2 separate regions of the Mus musculus genome follow, and region 2 is linked to region 1. A link is a loop called in an ENCODE intact Hi-C map of the cell type or tissue named here. Cell type or tissue: left cerebral cortex. All regions are shown on one strand.

Evidence for each region. A loop is a pair of places that touch in the nucleus more often than their neighbours do. Peaks named below come from ENCODE experiments on the same cell type or tissue, not always from the same donor. Only the 100,000 strongest peaks of a DNase experiment are listed, where the experiment ranks them.
Region 2: a loop joins it to region 1, with 3 times the contacts of the local background. A loop is called at or near these places in 4 of 42 quality-filtered maps.

The regions. Positions count from the first base shown.
Region 1 is chr6:142,776,501-142,784,500 of GRCm38, reverse strand. It overlaps Gm46981 (a long non-coding RNA gene), which reads right to left and starts at 796. Exons shown (of 3, transcript XR_001785407.2): 1 at 122-796. In left cerebral cortex, a CTCF peak has its summit at 4,967 (motif pointing left); a DNase peak (open chromatin) is centred at 4,956.
Region 2 is chr6:143,004,813-143,012,812 of GRCm38, reverse strand. It overlaps C2cd5 (C2 calcium-dependent domain containing 5), which reads left to right. Exons shown (of 29, transcript NM_001362113.1): 29 at 677-1,893. The coding sequence ends at 805. Among named protein-coding and RNA genes, the nearest start is that of St8sia1, 44 kb to the right of the region's middle. In left cerebral cortex, no CTCF peak of the experiment used is centred here; DNase peaks (open chromatin) are centred at 181, 606 and 3,002; H3K27ac peaks cover 538 bases.

The DNA.
Region 1 (8,000 bases):
CTCCCTACTCTGGAGCATCAAACCTCCCTGGGGACCAAGGGTCTCCCTTCCCGTTGCTGTTGGGCAAGGCCATTCTCTGCTACATATGTATCTGGAGCCAAAGGTCCCTTCAGGTACACACTTCTTGGTTGGTGGTGTAGTCTCTGGGAGAACTGGGTCTTCAGGCCAACCTAGGCTGTTCTTCCAATGGTGTTGCAATCGCCCTCCGCTCCTCCAGTCCTTCTGCCAGTGCCCCCACCAAGTTCCCTGAGCTCAGCCTGATGGTTGGCTCCAAGCATCCGCCTAGTAGAGTGGTTCTCAACCTGTGGGTCGCAGCCCCTTTGGGGTTGACTGACCCTTTCATAAGGGGCATCCTAAGAGGGTTGAAAAACATAGATGTTTACATCACAGTTCATAGCAATAGCTAAATTACAGTTATGAAGTAACAACAAAAATAATTTTATGGGTGGGGGGGGTCACCACAACAGGAGGAACTAAAGGGTCACAGCATTAGGAAGGCTGAAAACCACTGTCTCTAGCAGGTTTCCACAGAGAACCTTTTAGAAGGAGGCAGATGAGATGTTTCATGTACCAGCATGATCCACACAAAAAGAGGAAAAAAGAGGGGATGGAGAAGCAGGGCCCTGGCAGAGGCTGAGGGGGAGACCGGGGCCCCAGTGCGAATGAGAATGAGGTGTCCTGAGTGTGCAAGCAGGTCGATGCTGTCAGCATTCTTTCTAGGCTCCTCCTCACAGTTACCTGGCAACAGCCAGGTGTGCCTGACTCACTATAAAAGGGGCTGCTTGCCCCTCCTCACTCTCTTCCTCTCTTCTTCCCCCATTCCCCTCACCCTCTTTCTTCACGTGTTCATGGCCAGCCTCTCTCTCTCTCTCTCTCTCTCTCTCTCTCTCTCTCTCTCTCTCTCTCTCTCATCTCTACTACTTCCTCAACTCTCTTCCCAATGCCCTAAATAATAAATAAACACTATTTCTATATTATATCTGTCATATAGCTAGTACCTCAGGGAGAAGGGATGCATCAGAGTGGGCCCGCAGAGGCACCCCCTCCCCCCCACCACACCGTGCCTCTACCAAACAGATCCCCGGCTTCTTTCTCTTTTTTATAAAACACAACAGATGCGCATCGTGCTACTTAGTTTTCTGTCGACTTGACACAGGCTAGAGTCATGTGGGAGGAGGGACTCTCACTGAGGACATGGCTTCATCGGATTGGCTGGTAGGCAAGCCTGGGGGCTTTATCCTGATTGCTGATTGAGTAGGAGAGCTCAGCCCACTGTGGGTGATGCCACCCCTAGGCAGATAGTCCTGGAGTGTATATGAAAGTTAGCTGCAAGCCACGGGAGCAAGCCAGGAAACAGGGCTCCTCCCTGGCCTCTGCTTCAGTTCCTGCCTTCATGTTCAGACTTGAGTTCCTCTTCCGGCTTCCCCTTCATGATGGTATCTAACCCTCTCCAAAAGCCTTCTCTGACACTGCTGACACTCCCAATGTCCTGCCCTCCATTTTCATTTCTCCTATGGATTCTCCAGGGTCACCACTCCAGGGTCACACCATTTTCCTTCCGACTCTTAGCCGTTCCAGCTTTGTATTATAAGGTAAATGTCTATCTCTTGCCCTTACTAGTTAAGCGTCCTATCCTTTCCCATTGCATGCTCACCAGGCTCGGACCAGCCCACCCCAGCCAAGTAGATGTGCGACAACCATGGGGTGTGATCTGGGTTCCCAGACAAGCTCCAGTTCTTAATCTTCCAGAAAGCTCAGTTCTGATACCACAACCCTGGTTTTGTATTTGCTGAATGCTTCATGTCTGCATTTAAACCTCATTGTTTGTTCCCGCCCCACTCTGTTTAAGCTCCAACACACTGGACTAGCTAGTCATTTCTTCCTAGTCTTACTGAGAGTGTTCAGCCTGCCTCCTGTCTCCCCATAGTGGCTCCTCCTCTCTTCTGCAGGATGGACGTGCTCAATGGTGAGTGAAGACACGCTGGTCCAATGTTTCATCTCACTGGGCCTGTAAACATGAATGTGTGAGCTGACATTAAAAAGTCCTTTCTTATGGCCTTTTAAGGTATACAGTGCATAGTTACTATTTACATAATCTAAGATAATCTAATCTGAGTGTAGTGAAATCATTTGTCTTCAAACAGAAAGGCAAGAAGAAAGACAAACTATGGTAGAAGAGCAGGCAGCTGGGCACAGTACTGCATTCGTGTAATCCCAGCATACTGGAGCAGGATTGCTAAATTTGAGGCCAGTGTGGATCTGGTATTGAGTTCAATACCAGCCTTACTTATGGAGTGAATTCAAGGCCAGCCTGGGCTACAGTGAGATTCTATATCAAAAGAAAGTTAAATAGTACCATGGCATACTTATAAGTATTTTTAAAGTTCTTCTGTGTGTATAGTGTGTATGTGTATGTGTATAGGGGTGTGTATGTATGTGTGTGTTTGTGTAGGCCAGAGGCCAATATTTGGCATCCTTCTCAATCACTCTCTACCTTGTTTCTGAGATGAGATTTTCTTATTGAACTTCTGGCTTAGCAGTTAAGACTCAGCGAGCAGTGAGCCCCAAGGATCAGGTGCCCTCCTGCTTCTGTCTTCCCCGTTTGTGAGGATTATAAGCACACCACTGTGCCTGGACTTCTATGGGGGTTGAGGAGCAGAGCGTAGGCTGTCAGGCTTGCGTGGCAAACACTTTCCCAACTGAACCATCTTTCCAGCCTCCTTAACCTTATCTTTTCCTGGCAATCTCCTCTTGTACTATGTGAGACTATCAAATAGAAAAATTCTTCACACATTTATAAAATACCAATAAAAATCAACCAACTGCACATCAGCGCCAAGGGGGACTAATACTGAGTTTAGATAATTTTCACACCATTGCCTTTTACTTTAGCCTCGTAAAGGGATTAACGCCCCCGGCTCTCTCTGCGCAGGTTCAGATCAAGGAGGAATTTTCTCAGGCCACAGAGTAGGCTATGGAAGTGGCTCCCGTGGCTTCCTTCTCTGGATGAAAAGCTACAGGACACAGGAGCCAATGAGCCATCAATTCAGCAAGCCCCACAAGTAGCCAATTAGGAAGCTAATTAGAGACAACTAATTATTATTCCATTTAGATAAAGAGAATCTGGATAATTCCTTTCCCAAAGCGTGAAGGCTGTCATCTCAAAACTATAACAAACAGATTTGGGCAAATGGATATCAGCAGGTTTTTGGGTTCTCTCCACCTCCCCCAGTTTCTTTGAAACATATGCAGGAGTAGTTTCAAGTTTTCAGCGTTAGTGGTAGTCAGCCAGGAGGGCTTACAAACCCTTAGTAATCTTGGGGCTGTTATCACCATTACCTTTGGGATAAAAGAGGAGACTCTTTGAACGTAATAGGATCAAATCCTGCATCACTCAATAACAGGATAAATATGTGTGTATACATTTATTTATTTATGAAACCGTGATTTTGTCTCATTTCAAATTTGCTCTTTATTTCGGCAGTTTATATTAACTTACATAGAATTTGCTCCCATAGAGAAAAGCAAACAGTGGTCTGTAGTCATTCTCCATTACTTAAATCGCCTGTCACCAGCATCTATTGGTGTCACTGACCGCTGAGGGGACATTCAGCCAAGCTGTGGGACAATGCCCTCTAATGATTAGACAGGCTTTGGGGAGAAAGGGTATATTCCTGAGTAATTGGCCCAAGTGGGATTTTAATTAAAATAAATGAGGGTGGTCAACTAACCCTTGCTAGGTAGCATAGGCTAGACTGAGAAGTGAGTTTATTCATCCCCAGACAGAAATGTTTCAATCAGGCAATTATGCAAATGGATACTATTAATATTACTCGTTTCTTTCTTCCTTTGTTCCTAATGAAGGTCAATTGTATCCTGTTTGGCATGGTCAGCTCCTGAGCTGTGAGCCTTCATTAGGCTTCAGTGATGTTTCCCCTGAGACTCCAAAGACCGGTGGGAACTCCGAACGCAAAGAAAACTGAGGCCAGAGGGTGACAAGCCTTGTCACAGTATGCCTCCAGAGGTGCCAATCAAGTGAAGGGCTAATTACGGCTGGGCATGAACTGCCTGCAACTCCCCTGGACAGACAAGGCATGGTGTGCTCACATTAGCCGTTGGTCTCTCTTCTGTTCCACTCTGCACAGCTTTGTCTGAACATGGGTTTCTGCTATAACAAATGTGAAATGCACAAATCAAAGAAAGGGAACTTGAAGGCCTCACTATTTCCTGTGAAGCAAATGGCCGAGGTTTGGGAAAGCCATCCCCTTGCATTAAATTGAGGTGCCTTTCCAGGAACAGACCCCAGAGAGACAGGAAGATGATGACAGAACACCAGTGCATTATGGGAAGCACCGTGTATAGCAGCATGGTGACATTTCCTTAGCCACATCCTGTCCCGACTTTCCTGTCTTGCTCTCTACCTGTCAGAGCATCAGGCTTTTTGCTAAATGGACATGAATGCTCTCGTGATTTGTTTGTTTGGGGGTCAGGGTGTCATGAAGGCCAGGGATTATACATCTTGGAAATACTAACGTGGCCAGTCAGCACTGGGAACCTCACCTCCGAACAGGTCTGGGTCTGTAGGAGAGGGCTGGTAGCAATCGATGTCTGAGGCTGACTGAGAACCAGAGGACGATTGTCATGGGAGAGTGTTGAGGAACGAGGGCATGGGACAGTTTCTGAGCCTGAGTCCTACCCTGTTGTATTTATTCCAACTTCTTCAACTACAGGGTTCTAGCAACTCCGTGCGCACAGACCACTGAGTGGGCTTTCCTAATATGCAGACTATTAGACCGAAGCCCCGGGTTCTACACCTCTCACGCCAGGGGAGGGCTAGCACACATATTTGCACAATTATTAATTATAGTGAATTGTTGTTTTAAGAGCTTTGGTGTTGGCTGAGGGGCCATCTCCGAAGAAGCCTTACCAATCGCCCATCTGCTGCCTTAGTATGTTCTAGAGCTGCCACCTAGTGTCTGACCCCCGGTAGTTATAGCTGTCTATCGCTCAATTTTCACATCTATAAAATAGAGGAAGAAAAATACTTCCTTTATAGAGCTGTGTGGATTAAAAGAAAAGATATATAGAGGTTAATTTTATGGTCTGCAGCAATAAGGCAACAGTGCTAGGTAGCCAAACAGTCACTGAACGTGTATGAAAAGTGAGCGAGTCACCTTGGGTGAATGAACAAAGTCACAAGAGGTTTGTCTACAGGCAATCTCCCCCTCCCCCAAGCAGAGGCATGTGTCCTTCAGGCTAAGAGGTGACATGTGTAATTTAAGGTACCCACCAGCTTGGAACAAGATAGTGACAGTAAACAGATTGGCTTTCTCTTCTGATCTTTGTCATTTAAAATACACATGAATATGGAGCAACCAGCTGTGAAGAAAGAGGGCATATTTAAGACAGGTAGAAAGTAGGGGACACAGCTAGTGCTCAGCTATCAGCAGTGAGGAGGGTGTGGAGGGTGGAAAGAGATCCCTGCTGGGGACCAGGAAGGGGCTCAGCAACTCCGGAGGTAAGGTGGAACCCCAAGTGCTCTGCTCTCTGCATATCCTTTGAATTTACTTTATTTTTTTAATTTAAAAATGTTATGTGCATCTGTGTCAGTGCATGCATGTGTGTACGTGCACTGGTCTGTAGGTGCCTGTGGAGGTCAGAAGATGGTGTTAGATCCCCTGGAGCTGGACTTACCAGCTCTCAGTGAGCCACCGAGGCACCCAGCATGGATGCTGGCAATGCACTGGGACCTGCTGAAGAGCAGGAAGTGCGGCATCTTTTCAGCCTCTATAAGCGAGTATTTTCCAGTGATTGTCTGGAGGCTTAACATGTATGTTTAGAAAGAATCCCAACACACCCTTAAACACCACCACAGGACTCATTTTCCTATGAATATGCATCAACCTCATCCTGTGTCCATAGCTCAGCTTAGCATCCCTTATCTAGACATTGTACAGTTATTACATAGCCATCACTGTATAAACACTGTAGTTATTACATAGCCATCACTGCATAAACACTGTACAGTTATTACATAGCCATCACTGCATAAACACTGTACAGTTATTACATAGCCATCACTATATAAACACTGTACAGTTATTACATAGCCATCACTGTATAAACACTGTACAGTTATTACATAGCCATCACTGTATAAACACTGTACAGTTATTACATAGCCATCACTGTATAAACACTGTACAGTTATTACATAGCCATCACTGTATAAACACTGTACAGTTATTGCGTTAGAGCCATCACTGTATAAACACTGTACAGTTATTACATAGCTATCACTGTTTAAACACTGTACAGTTATTACATAGCCATCACTGCATAAACACTGTACAGTTATTGCGTTAGAGCCATCACTGTAATCTACCTCTGGCATTTTCTTCTTTCTAAACTACTACTATCATCACCACCACCACCCTCTCCTCTTCTCCTGGGCAATGAAGAGTTTTGTTGTTGTTGTGTGTGTGTGTGTGTAAGGATTGTTATTGTTTTTAATCTTGAATGAAAATCCCATTGGATGTAGATTGAGATTGGAAGCCATTCTTATAGGAATTCCGACATTATAGGCCACTGTTCTTGCTCCCATGAAGCCCACCTGGAGTGATCTTCATTCTTCTGGGTTGTTCTCCCTGCTGCCTGTAGATCCCACCACGGCTTTCTTTCCATTAACCTGGAAGGTTTCTGGCCATCATTGCTTCACACATTTCGTCTGTTTTGCTTACATTCCTATCTATGCTCTACTTCTTTTGACTTGGTGTCATAGACCTTTTTGTCTCCATGTCTTTGAATTCCACTATTTCCCTTTAATTCATTTTTAGTGTGAGTGAGTGTGTGTGTCAGGGCAGGGCATGCCAATCACTTACTTTGCTGGAGACTCGGTGAGCTTCTGGGGTGTAGTAGAAGCTGGGCTGTTTTGAAATGATCACTCTTTACGCTGCCCCAGTCTCCTAGGACTCCTCCTGGGCTCTGGTCCTGTCTCCTGTGGTGTTCCCAGCCTGCTCCCTTCTTTGATGAAGCCATCTTTGTTGTTTATAATGGATTCTCCTGAGCTGAGGGACAAGAGCCTTCACATTGGCTCGCAGTCTTCTGAGGAGTAAGGAAGGAGTTTCCAGTAGCTCTCTTCCCCCTCTGCCTATGGCCATGGGGATTCTCTTGCTTGGATCCCAAGATCCAGATCCTGTTAAAGCCTGCTAGCAGCCCTGCCAGCAACCCCAAGTGCTTCTCACCCGACAGCCCATCCTTGGCTTTATCAGACACCACTCAATCGCCTCTCCATGGTATCTGGCTGCAACTGCTTTGGGAAGTTTGAGGTTCTCTGGATGAGTCTGGGTTACTGTTCAGACAATCTCCAAAAGTGTCTCTATCAGCGCCTGGCCATTTCCTGTTGGGAGGATCTAGTGGTGATCTGTGGGCTTCTGCCTGCCACAGCTGAACACACATCTTCTTGACCAGGGTTTCTATCAGTGGAAATGTAAGTAAGTACGAGTTTCAACAGTGAAGCTCTATTCTTGCCTTGTACAGTTTGGGTGACTGGAACATGGGCCCTAGGGTACTTTATTTTCTCTCACAGTGGCTCCGAGGGAGAACTTTTCTGAGGAATGAACAGCTCATGCTGATATGGGTGAGACTTGACAACAGGCTAAACAGGGGCACTGTTGGGAAATAACACAACACCTTGACTGACTGGGAGCAACCCAGAGTAATCGGAAGTGGGCTGAAAATACTAGGTTGTGGCCAGTGTTTGACCTGAAGTGGTTGTTTTCTGTGGTCAGCCTGGAGCCCCTAGAAAATTCTACAAAAGATAACATCAAACATGTGAACAAAAGACCTAGAAAAACCATTCACACAACTTGAAAGGGTGTTGGGCCGGCAGCATCAAACTCAGAACTTGCTATTTAAGCAGGAGAAACTGAGGAAAGCCATCTTAAGTCACTTTAAATTATCTGGGACAGTTCACACGCACTGACCTCCATATCCTTTTG
Region 2 (8,000 bases), 230 kb before region 1:
GACAGAGTTACGGAGATGGGAGGCCCTGTCCTCTAAGGGTGCAGTGTCTCAGGGCCTTACGCTGTGGAAAGTGCGCGTTTCCTGAGATGACTCAGCTCTGCCTTGCTTTGTGTCAGGGAAGCCCTGTGCTCCTGCTTCTCCACACCACACTTCTGTCTCCAGCATGGAGCCTGCCTGGCACAGCCATACTGCCAGGATTTTATATAATGTTCACTTCTGTTTAGTATTTCGAGCATAGCTAATCTATATTTTCCCTTTCTTCTAGAACGTATTTCTATTGTTTTGGGTATTTTCCTTTTATAAAGATGATGCAGTAAAAAGTCCTGTCCACTATTCTCTAGGGGAAGGGCAGACTCTGCTCTGAAAGACACTGACAGATCACCCTTCTCCAGAACATGGGATTTGTTGCTTTAGCAACATCCAGCTTTCACCACCTTCCAATCATAAGGCATGGCCTCTTATTGTCACCTTATAGGTCTCTGATTAAGAGCAGGCTTAACTATCTTGTCATGGATCACTGGGCTTTCTGGATTTCTTTTCTCCACTCTTGCTAGATCGTTTTTAATCCTGTGCCTGACTGGCTCTGCCGGATTCGCTTTTCTCCCAGAGCCGTGTACAGCAGGCATGTGGTCCCCTCGCCTGCATGCGTCTGAGCTTCTGTCTGCTGTTTCCACAGGCACAGTGTCTCATAAATGTCAGTGGGGACGCGGTGGTGTTTGTTCGTGACTCCGACTTAGAGGTCATGTCATCTCAGCAGCCTGCTGCCAACTGCCAGCCCTCATGTACCGGAGAAGTTACAACTTGAAGACAGCGGCTCAACTGGCTCAACCGAGTGAAATTCATGTGTCTCCATTGTGTGTCACCCTCTTCTCAGCCCAGAGGCCCGGCGTGGGGTGGGGTACTGAGGAGCAGGGATGCGGCTGGATAGCTTGTGTGCACATCTGGGAGAGTTGAGAATTTCTGATCTTGACATTTTGTTTGTCCAGTCTACACAGACAGGCCCCATGGATTCTGGTACCTTCAGTTATGGGAGTTATTTGTAATTTGTGTTGATTTTTAATAAAAGTATAATTAAAAATGAAATGGAAAGCTTATCAAGAGTCTAGGGTAGGAAGCTCCTGTGGCTTTGAAAACCAAGCAGGAATCCAATTGCTAATGAGTCCATAGCTGATTTGTAAATGGAGGAAACTTGTGTGTATTTTCAGAGAATGACTGCAGCTTTCTCAGTGTCTTCTGCTTGAAGTGAGGACTTTGTTAGCTGGATGGGTGATGTGTTTGTTAGCTGGATGGGTAGTGTGTTAGACCATCTTTTAAAGGAAGGTTTACGGTGTGGGTCTGTAGAATTGCCTGAGTGCTCTCAGGAACTTCTCAGAGGTGTCCGCACCCAGGAGCGGAGGATGCCTCAGGACTGGCTGTCCTCATGGAGGAGGGAGGGGGCACCTCACGACTGGCCGTTGCTTCATATTTAATTGTCTAGAAGAGGCTTGGCTCCAACAGGGGAGAGACTGCTGTGGAATGTATTTAAGTAGTGAAAATACAGTTGACCTAGGAAGAACAGGATTGTTTTCTAATGATATATTGCACTCAATAATCTTAGGGATTGGTGAGGTACACTGTTGGTATAGAAGGTGGAAAGGAGACTTGAATATGCTGTGAAGTGTTGAATGTATGTATTAAGTCTTACCTATGCCAAGTACCCACTACTAATGAGATAGCAAATTCCTCCTTTGCCCAATAAAATGTCCTTATAAAACATAGGATTTTATTCTCTCAAAACAGCAAATTACCCTAAAGATGAAAAGTCATTTTAATGCTACACAGGTGTCAATATTTTTCTGTATTTTGTTTATAATTTTATTTTTTAAATAAAAAGTTTATAAACAACACATTCCTAACTCTTTGCCTCTTTTGTGTGATGCATGCTTCTGAGCCATTACAGTCTTTTCACCCACACTCACCCTTCCTGAGACATTACAGTCTTTTCAGCACTCACCCTTCCTGAAGTCAGTAAGCCTCTGCTGAGTACCTACTGCGTGGTGGTCCTGGTCCTTAGTGTGCTTGTGTGTGCATGTGTGTGAGTGTGTGTGCGTGTGTGTATTCTGCGTGCTTATGGCACTCTTGCCGTCCTTGGGCTATTAGGTATTCAACACCTGCTATTGAATGCTGTTGTTTACCTTACAGCAGCTGAACAAGCCAGACACCTTTGCCTTGCCTTGTTTTCCCGGTGTTTTGTTTGTTTTGTTTTTGTTTTGTTTTCCCTCGCAGAGAAAATTGCCTTTTATTTGTAGGTGAGGGAACAACTCTGCCTCTTTTCTGGGAGGAAACTAATATTTGTGGTGCAGATAGTGAAGTGAAGTTCTCTCATTTGAGCAAAACTTCTCTGCAGGCACAGCTGGGTCCTGGGAGAAGAAAGAGCTGGGGAACATAGGTAAAGAAGAACCTTGGAGGAACCTCTCTGCAGGTGAGACCCTTCTTATTCACTTGGATGTCCTTACTGACTAGGTCTGTGTCTTCCAGTGTGTGGTCCTTCTGTCTGTCAGACACTGGACACTGTTGGAACAGCCCTCTAAGGTCCTAGGCTTCTCAGTGGCCAGTGGATGAGACAGTTCCATGCTCCCACCCTCTGGCCTGAAGACTTAATAGACTTTGACTCGGACCAATAGGAGCTCAGAGCTTTGACCCTAAAAAGAGTATTAGCCAGTTTAGTCAACAGGGTTAGTGATTTCATTAAAGACATTTTAAATAGGGTTAAGAAAAGCATTTGTTCAGAAGAAAGGCACACCCAAGTAGGAGGGGCATGCTCCCAAGAACATAGGGAAATGTCAGAGGGTCTCACTGGATGGCTTCTCTGAAGGTAAGCTGTAGTCTTTATACCGTATATAGCCTTTTGGAGACTCCTAAGATAGCTCAAAAGGTTGCTAAGAAACCTGGGTAGGAGCCATATAAGAGCTGTCTCCAGAGATGCTGTGGATGAAGTCATAGTCTGATAAGCTGAAACCAGGAGCCACTAGGTGAGTGTGTGTGTGTGTGTGTGTGTTGGCAGGGTGGGGTGGTGGGGGGTTAGAATTCCTCTAGATGGGATTTCTGCTGAAATTGCTGGTGACTAGGCTCCTGTCTGGGAAGGGAGAATTAACAAGTAGTTGTTAATTAAGCTGAAATTCTAGCTTCTCTCTGCAAAAACCTTCTCTGATTCCAGAGCCAAGAACTTCTCATGTCCCCAAGATTTCCCCTGCCTGCCTGAGCTGTCTCAGGCCCAGACTTCCTTGCCAGCCCACTCCCCATTCCCTCATCACCTTCAGGATTTCAACTGTGGCTTTTTGTGCTGTCCACCACCCTGGACTTCCATCTCTTCTTTGGCTTCCACATGTTCTTGGTGTGTGGAAAGTTCTTTGGGATTCCAGTACAGTGGGCCTGTCTTCACTCTTTTTCCAACAGTCCTTCACATAGCAAAGGGGCTGGCTCTTGTTGGTTTGTTTTTTACATTTGTTGCTGTCATTCACTTGTTTTGTTTTGTTCTTTATGCACTGAGCTCTTGGCGTTCTCCAGCACTGGAATCCTGCTCCTCTATTCCTCTCAGGGTGGCCACAACCCAGAGAAACACCCTGGTGCACAGTAGCCAAAACAGCACCTGACAGTCACCAGCAGGATGGCCCAGCCAGTTAGCATCTAGCTGCCTTCACTGTAGCTCCAGGGGCAAGGCACAGCGGGCCTAGACCCCCTGTAGGGTTGTCTGCAGCTCACAGGTGCCCCACCCTCCTAGAGCCCCTCCCCAAGAAGAAAGCCCAAGAAAACTGCTAACTGTTAACACAGCTTCCAGCAAGCTTCAGCAGTTCCCCAGGAGCCCCGCCTCACAGGAATCTGCTTTTCTGTGAGCATGGTCATCACGGTCACATGTGCAGGTTCATGTGTGCGTGCACGGGTGTGGAGGTGTGAGGTCCATGGCTAGTGACCTCTCTTGTTCCCCACCACTGTCTCCAGAGCTGCCTGCCTGGCCAGTCTAGCCCCAGCCACTGCCTGTCCCAGTCTGGCTGTACCCACTCACATGTGTGCATGTTCTGGAGAGCCCAACTACAGCCCTCATGCTTGCAGAAGGCTTTACCTATAGGACTGTCACCTAAGCCTTCCCATGTTTTGACACAAGGTCGCTATAGTTCAAGTTCAAGCCCACTCTGTGCTCACGGTTGTCTCCATTCGTCTGCTTTTGAACCCAGCAGCAGCCCTTTGGGATTTCCTAGGATCCTGGAGCCCTTCCTAGGCGAAGAAGGAGCAATGTGGGCATCACCACTGAGTGCCTCTTTTATGTCATATCTGTGAACATACATGTCTGTTGATGCATACAAACCACACACAGAATGAGCTTGATGGCTCCATTTTATTTTTTTTTATTTTATTTTTTTAAAGATTTATTTATTTATATGTAAGTACACTGTAGCAGTCTTCAGACACTCCAGAAGAGGGAGTCAGATCTCGTTAGGATGGTTGTGAGCCACCATGTGGTTGCTGGGATTTGAACTCCGGACCTTCGGAAGAGCAGTCGGGTGCTCTTACTTACTGAGCCATCTCACCAGCCCGATGGCTCCATTTTATACAGACAGTTTGTCACTCAGCAGACTACTCTGAGGGCCATGTGTGTGCAACCCTTGTGGAGGACTGGAGTTACAGAGGGCTGTGAGCCACCAAGGAGGTGCTGGGAATTGAACCTGGGTCCTCAGCAAGAACAGGCAGTGCTCTTAGCCTCTGAGCCACCTCTCCAGGTAATAGGTATCTGTTTTAAACTCTTCTATATTCTCACTAATTCGACTTCTACTTGTTCTGTTGGTTATTGACTGGGGAGTCAAAAGCTCAATGATACTGGGGGTTGTGGTGGTGGTCACCTTTCAGTGGTGGTGGTCGTCACCTTTCAGTGGCGGTGGTCGTCACCTTTCAGTGGCGGTGGTCGTCACCTTTCGGCTTGACTTGTTTTATTTTCTGCTTCATTTATTTTGCAGTTCTGTTGCTCTGAGCACCTACATTACTAAATCTTTTACTATGGTTTAGTGTGCTGCTTCTGTCTGGCAGTGCCCCTCTCTATGAAGTCCACTTTGTCTGGAATTTGCATAGCCATTTCAGCTGTATGAGATTAATCTGTTTAGCACACTTCTGCTGATTTGCACCCCACACCAACATCCGTTTTCTTACTTCAGTTGGCTTTGGGTGGTTTACACATTTTCATCTTTCTTCTTTTGATTTCACTTTGAGTTTAGCGAAACCCCCACGTATGTGTTCTGTTCGGTTCATCTAATTGGATAGTCTTTGCCTTTTAAAGCAAGAACTATGGCCATTTTAATGTAATTATCAATATAGTGCTAGTACAATTTATCTTGCCTTTTCCCCCTATTTGTTCCATATGTTCTTAGTGTATGTGTATACATATATATACACGCATATACACACATACATACATGCATATCTACACATACATACACACATTCATACTGAAATACCCCTGGAGAGGGGAGACCCTCACTCAAGTCTCAGGATGACGTAACCCCCCCCCCCCCCCGCGTCCAAGGAACTCACGAGAGACCGTCCTTGCTGCAATTGCACAAGATTTATTGACAGGAACCAGCACGCTGGGGTCGACTCATATCCCACACAGGGTAGAGGACTTTGGCCCCAAGTAGCTGAGAAAGGGGGTATTTAAAGGAAAAACCCACAACCCAAGGTGGTAGGGGGAGCGTTATTGGAAAATGCTGAAAATACCAGTGAAAAGTCACAAGGGGAAACTCCCTGCTTCTCAAGATTGTTCTTAAGATTTTAATCTAACTTTTGTGGTCGGCCAGGTCCTGGAACAGGGTCACTGAACCGCTAACCTACATTCTTGGTGCTAGGGGGTCTGAATGTTTCCTGGTTTTTAAATGCATGCATATACACATGTGCATATACACACATACATATATACATATACACATACGCATATACATATACATACATGTATTTTCTGTCTTCCTTTAGGACAGTTTTTTTTTTCTGAATTTATATCTCCCCTATGTAGAGTAAGTTATAACTCCTCTTAAAAGAGTGCTCATGGTTGCTCTCGACTTTTCAGTATATACTTTTATTGTGATCCACCTTCATATAGATTACAAGATACATCAGGTGAACGAGAGTAGTTATGTAGTGTGAGGAGCGGGTGTGGCAGCAGCCCCAAGATGGCGCCCGGAACTGCAGCCAAGTCTCATGACTTGCACCTGACTTCCTCATACACCTGAAAATAAGCCACAGGTGCACCATGATGCTGGCGGTATAAACAAGTCCATATTTGGTGGAGACGTGCCCCTGCCGCCCTGATTGGCTGAAGCTGCATGCCTGGTGAGGTGACGTGGCCTGCTGTGAGTGGCTGGGGGCTGAGAGTATATATGAGAGAGAGACCCGGGGTTCGAGAGAGAAAAAGATGAAGCGAGAGAGATAACGATTGAAGCTTGCTGAATAAACTGCTGTTAGAAGACCTGGTGGTCGTGTCGTTCTTGCTGGTCGAGAGCAGATGTGACAATGTAGTGATGTCAGTAAGCCTTGCTGTCCCCTTGTTCCTCCTCCGGCCGTTCTCATTGCCCTTGATTCTAATTCCATGAATTCAGTCCTCGGCATGCTTATTGCTACTCTCTCTAGCTTTTAACAAGTTCATAGAGCTATAACTTCCCCTGCAAGTTCCTTTTTAAAATTCCCACAAGTTTTACATAGTGCTTTTATTTGTTTTAATTCTGAATATTTATAATGACCCTTTCAATTTCTGTGTTTGTGAATTATTTAGAAATATGTTTCTAGTCTTCTAGGGGACATTTCTTCACACACTTTATCTTCTTCTAATTAAGTTGCATTAAAAATAGAATATTTTGGTCTAAATGGCAAATTTTTTGGAAATTGTTGATAGTTTCCTGGTTGCTTGTTCAGTTTGTATAACTATCTCAGGTATACGTGAGAAGAAAATGAATTGTCTGTTTGCTGTATGTACCATTCTGTCTCCCCCTCCTCCCACATATCTTTAAAATCCAGACTGTTAGTTAGATCATTGAATGTGGTTAGTATTGACAGTCAACTTGACAGGATCTAGAGTCACTGAAGGGACAATCTCTGCACGTGCCTGTGAGGAATTTCCAGATTCAGTTCATTGAAGTGGTTATCCTTGCTACCTTCCCTGTTCTGTAAGAAAACACCAGCTCAAAGGTGAGAGCGTTTATACTCTGGCTCATGGCCTGAGGATATAATAATGGCAGAGGAATCCTGGCGTCACACGTGTGAGGGAGGAAGACGTGTTACATCTGCAGTCAGGGATGCGATGCTCTCAGCTGACTTGGTTCTTTTCTTCGTTCAGGCCAGATCCTGGCCGAAGGTAGACATGGCCCACCTTTAAGCCACACCCCCAGCCCATGGTGCAAAGCTGTGCACGTTTAGCCACACCCCCAGCCCATGGTGTGAAGCTGCCCATGTTTAGCCACACCCCCAGCCCATGGTGTGAAGCTGCCCACCTTTAAGCCACACCCCCAGCCCATGGTGCAAAGCTGCCCACGTTTAGCCACACCCCCAGCCCATGGTGTGAAGCTGCCCACCTTTAAGCCACACCCCCAGCCCATGGTGCAAAGCTGCCCACGTTTAGCCACACCCCCAGCCCATGGTGTGAAGCTGCCCACGTTTAGCCACACCTCCAGCCCATGGTGTGACACTGTTTAAGAACCACCTTCCAATACCTTTCCTTGCCTCTCATTTTTTCTAAGAACTGAAGATCGAGGGCCCTGACCTGCTTAGGTTTTGTTTGAAGGGAGTGGGGTGGCTGGCTTGACCTGGAAGGACCACTGTTCTCTGTGTCAGCCGTGAGCCTGTTTGTCTGTGTGCTCCCTGGAGCAGCACTTCTCAATTCTTCCAGGAATCTCTTGGCATTCAGAGCTCCGCTCACTGCAGAGCGAATGAGGCTAGCTTTTAGCCCATCTCAATTGCTAACGTTCCTTCTTCCATGAAGCTAGTCG